Regions from separate parts of the Homo sapiens genome. Here region 2 is linked to region 1. Evidence: read pairs that join two places in POLR2A ChIA-PET (ENCODE). Cell type or tissue: CD4-positive, alpha-beta T cell. All regions are shown on one strand.

Region 1 (2,500 bases):
ACATTGCAAAGTACTTTGGCAGCTACAAACAGCTTCCCCATACTTATATCATTTAATTTTCAGGGTAACCCTGTGAAATGGCCAAGGGAGGTTTTAATATCTCTGTTTTTACAGATGAGGAAACAGCCTCAGAGGGATGAAATGACTTCCTTAAGGTCACACAGCAAATTAGTAGCAGAGCTAGGATTTGAGCCCAGATCTGTGGGCCACTGGGTGGGTGGCGGGGGAGGGGTCTTGCTCTACTTTTGGCAGGCTTCCAGTAAGACTGTCCATCTGGTGCCTTAATAGTGACATGGATGCAGGCTGCTTTTGCTTGCTGTCCCTGGCCTTGCCTCTGGCCTTACCTTTAAGCTGTCCCTAGCTCCCAGAATATTTACCATCTTGCTTCACAAAGTGTGGTTACCTAGTGAGGTAAAGCACAGCATGAACATGAGCAGGGGCTGTGTTAGGGGTGCAGAATCCACCCCACCCAACCTCTCCAGACCCAGATCCCCAGGTAGCACCTAAGCACAAACAAGTTCAAGAAGCACTGACTGGCCACATTTGCCCATCCAGGCCTGCCTGACACTCCAAAGTGGCTTCTTCTCTGCCCTTCTCCCTGACCCAAACACTCCGAGGGCCTGAACAACAGTTACACTAATTGCCTCCCTCCTGGAACTTCCCCTTACACCTGTCCATGGTTCTGTGGCCTCAAAAATACTCCTCAGGCCTACTGAGTTCTCCTCAGTCTCCTCACAAAAATACCCAAAGAGCCCTTAGCAAGGCGTGCTCTCCTGAGGCAAGAGTTGACTCCACTGTCTGCTCTAAGAGGGCACCCTACAACCTCTCTTTGGTGTGATCAAGGAGAACCAATTTGAGTGGTTTCTTTTCTTCACTAGAGAATCTGTGGCAGAAATAACAAAAGACACTGGTAGCAAATGGAAGGGAGTGATGAGGTGGAGTGCAGTTAATCCACAGGCTGGAAGAACTCCAGATAATCTATCGATCGATCAATCAATCAATCAATCAGGAGTTAGTTTTGTGAAAGAAAAAGAGAAGATAACTTGAATAAGTTATTCTCTCTCTCTCTTCATCCTCCTCCCCACTCCCTCAAACTTTAAGAAAGTTACTTTTAATATTATTATTATTTTGAAATGGGGTCTTGCTATGTTGCCCAGGCTGGTCTTGAACTCCTGGTTTCAAGTGATCCTCCCGCCTTGGCCTCCCAAGTAGCTGGGATTATAGGCACAAGCAAAAACACCTGACAAGAAACTTCCTTTTAAGAGCACAGATAATTTGTCAAATCCTCTCAGAGTCACAGGTCAGGGGCATTAAAACTTTAAGAAGAAACAATGATTTATAAAAAAATTAAACCACCACCACCACAACAACAAAAAAAAAAAACACTGAAAGTTTCCCAATGGAAACAAAAACAAAACACGATGATTCAAGTTTTAGGCTCGACAAATGCAAGTTTAAGTTTCAAAGGCCCTATACTGCCCCAAGGAAGAGCTGGCGGGGGTGGGGGGACATTTTCCCCTGTTCGCTTTGGCAGGAAACCAAGCTAAACTACCAGAGGGGCCAGGACACATCCTGCCCTCTGAAGAAAACCACAAGGCTGACATGCTCAAAGCAGCCATAATTTTTGGTAGACCAGTTGGGAAGAATGTGGTATTTGTTGACTTTTGTTTCTGTAGCAGATGGTGACTTTAGAAGACCTGAGGTTCACAACCAGAAAACTTGACTGTCAACTGGAAATATATTTATGGTTTCCTGCAAGGCTGATAAAGTTGAAAAATCCACCCATATATAAACAAAAAGGGGATGAGGAGGGGTGCAGGAGGTATGCCCAGGCTTCTTCCAGAGGAGTTCCTGCTCTTCTGACCAAGCGGCTCCTTGACAGTTCTCCGCAAAGGTGACGGCAGAAGTTTCTCTTTAGTTCTCACAAAGATTGACTGTAATCTTCTCTGCTAGGGCCAGGCGTGGTGGCTCACGCCTGTAATCCCAGCACTTTGGGAGGCCAAGGAGGGTGGGTCACTTGAGCCTAGGGGTTTGAGACCAGCCTGGAAACATGGCAAAACACCATCTCTACTAAAAATACAAAAATTAGCCAGGCATGGTGGTACATGCCTATAATAAGAGCTACTCAGAAGGCTGAGGCACAAGAATCACTTGAACCTGGGAGACAGAGGTTGCAGTGAACTGAAATCGCATCACTGCACTATAGTCTGGGGTGACAGAGCAAGACTCTGTCTTGAAACAAACGAACAAACAAACAAAAAAACACAAAATCTTCTCTGCTAGGCAGCCTGTGGCTACTTGGCCACTTACATCTGAGTCTGGGCAGAAAGAGCTGGAAGGCTGCAGGAAGGAAGTCTCAGGATGTAGGATGTTAGTGTTTTCCAGGACAGGGTGTCTAATTTTAAGAGGAAAGATTTTTTTCCTTACCCCTGGTAAGGAAATGTATGTTTGATTGTAGGTCTGACTGAGATTCTTCTCCCGGAAATGCCATCATACTTCA
Region 2 (2,500 bases), 1.6 Mb after region 1:
TGAACTGCCCATGTGAGGATCTAGGTTGTGCGTTCCTTATGATAATCTAACTAATGTCTGATGATCTGAGGTGGAACAGTTTCATCCCGAAACCATCCCCCCCCCCCACCTCCCCCACATCTGTGGAAAAATTGTCTTCCATGAAACTGGTCCCTGATGCCACAAAGGTTGGAGACCGCTGCTTTAGATGGTGAATTAATTGTAAGAAGGATAAAATATGTGTCCACTACTTACATACTATAATTTTATCTATCTTCAGTTGGAACTGAAAAAAAAATCAAGTTAAATGGTTGCAGAAATAATTCAACGTAAAAAAAGTGAAGTTAGAAAAAAGTAACTTAATAATGACTAAAATAAGGCAGATGAGTTTGAGATGGGGCTGTTATCCTTTATTCCTGTAAAGGTCTAATGATACAGAGTTAGGAAATACAAAGTGCCATTTGCAAACACTCCTGAAATCTAATGACCGTGGTAGATGATACAAATCAACCACAGTTCTTTTATCTACTGCATTTAGACATAGCTTCAAAATACTTTGTAATCAGCTGTTGGTCTTTTTAAATGAAAACCTATTTAGTGTCCTAGATGCAATCTAATAAGGGAGGGAAGTAGGTAATGGAAAAGTCAGAAACAATCTTTAGATCACTTATTCAGATCCAGTATAGCCTCCAAAGCGTAGACCTTCTGTTACATTGAATTTATAGAAAGCTAGAGCACATCAGTATGGTGGTTCTCAACCTTGATACCAAGATCTCAATGACTGATGTGTTGGGATGGTTGTCACAAATGTTTTCTCATTAATGATGAAGTAGAGTTTGCTCTAGGTCTCTAGGAATAGCCCCAACCCTGCAGCCTGTAATCTAGGTTCGTTCATTGGAATACGAATACAGTAGTCTAACAACTTCATCTTCCTCATCGCAGAGAAAAAAAAAAAGTCGTGAACGTCTATGGGTTAAGAGAACATTTTTTTTGGTTTTTTTTTTAATTATACTTTTAAGTTTTAGGGTACATGTGCACAACGTGCAGGTTTGTTACATATGTATACATGTGCCATGTTGGTGTGCTGCACCCATTAACTCGTCATTTAGCATTAGGTATATCTCCTAATGCTATCCCTCCCCCCTCCCCCCACCCCACAACAGTGCATGCACATGTATGTTTATTGCGGCACTATTCACAATAGCAAAGACTTGGAACCAACCCAAATGTCCAACAATGATAGACTGGATTAAGAAAGTGTGGCACATATACACCATGGAATACTATGCAGCCATAAAAAATGATGAGTTCATGTCCTTTGTAGGGACATGGATGAAGCTGGAAACCATCATTCTCAGCAAACTACTGCAGGGACAAAAAACAACGTTTGTTTTGAATTGGCTGCCTCGTGGTGAAAAAGTCACTGCAGTAGCTGCTGTGGCTATAGTAGTCTTAGTAGTTAGAGTCCATCTCTCTGCTGGTCATTTCAAAAGTCTTAACCCCAGGGAAAGCTTGACTCACGGAATGCTTTGGGACATTAGTGCTGAAGGATTTAATTAAAGCCAACTCTGGAAGAAAGATGTCAAGTGGGCACACAGTATAGTGGATAAGAAGGTGTCTGACTCATGAGGAATGACACACAGACAGAACATGTGCTCAGTAAATTTTGTTTTGTTTTGTTTTTGGTTATGAAGAACTGAGAGAACACTGGCAAAACTTATTCTACTTCCCAGAAAGGGTTAAGCTTTCTTTGGTTGCTTCACACGGGCCTTCTGAGTTCAGGTAGCCACGGTGGTTTTAGCACTGTAAGTTGGGGGCATATTTGGCACTTTTTAAAAATTATTGTAAACTGCTAGGTCTAGGTGTATTTCAGGAAGGAAGTTAGAATGTTGGGGGATGATTTACATCTTCTCTCATGTGGGTAGACTCTCTCATTCTCAAATAGAATGGAGTATATTCACGGTCATATTCTTCCTCTCCACCAAAACAACAATTCCCTCTCCTTCTGTGTCATCTATTCTGGGCAGAGCTTAGGGGTGGGGGAGGATTAAATACTGAGTTCTATTAAGAGATCACCTCCCTCCTTTTGGCCTTCCTTTTAGCCACATTGTTTCGGTCTCTCAGGAAGCTCTTTGCGCAGCGGGAGGGGGCAGGGAATAAACTTTATGTAAAGTAGGAACGAGAAGTCCCAGTTGCTTTTTTACGGAGTGGTCCTAAAGGCTTACTCCTGACTTTGTGCTCACTGGTATAGAAGCAGGACAGGGTGGCAACAGGAAATTCCTGAGGAAAATTTCTGGTCTAGAACATTCCTAGGTAGAAATTCTGAGGAAGTTCTGGACAGTCCCTGCTCAAAGGGAGAATAAGGGGAACATGGAAAGGATTCATCTTGTCCCTTGCAGCTGCTGGGCTAGTGAATTAACTAGGGAAGGGAAAGTTGTTTAAAGCCACATCAAACTGATAAAATGCTGAAGCTGGAGAGAACTGGGAAAGACAAAATGTGCTTACAGTGTGTCCCAAAACA

What was found. Peaks named below come from ENCODE experiments on the same cell type or tissue, not always from the same donor. Only the 100,000 strongest peaks of a DNase experiment are listed, where the experiment ranks them.
Region 2: POLR2A ChIA-PET joins it to region 1 with 6 read pairs; 1 of 35 experiments calls an interaction of 5 or more read pairs at or near these places.

Annotation. Positions count from the first base shown.
Region 1 is chr9:5,844,027-5,846,526 of GRCh38, reverse strand. It overlaps a transcript of ERMP1 not described here. Among named protein-coding and RNA genes, the nearest start is that of ERMP1, 12 kb to the right of the region's middle. RefSeq lists enhancers at 1,645-1,764, 1,895-2,014. In CD4-positive, alpha-beta T cell, no CTCF peak of the experiment used is centred here; a DNase peak (open chromatin) is centred at 1,546; H3K4me3 peaks cover 739 bases; H3K27ac peaks cover 1,087 bases.
Region 2 is chr9:4,237,803-4,240,302 of GRCh38, reverse strand. The region is part of intron 2 of GLIS3 (GLIS family zinc finger 3); the gene reads left to right. Among named protein-coding and RNA genes, the nearest start is that of GLIS3-AS2, 60 kb to the left of the region's middle. RefSeq lists an enhancer at 1,824-2,343. In CD4-positive, alpha-beta T cell, no CTCF peak of the experiment used is centred here; no DNase peak of the experiment used is centred here; H3K4me3 peaks cover 259 bases.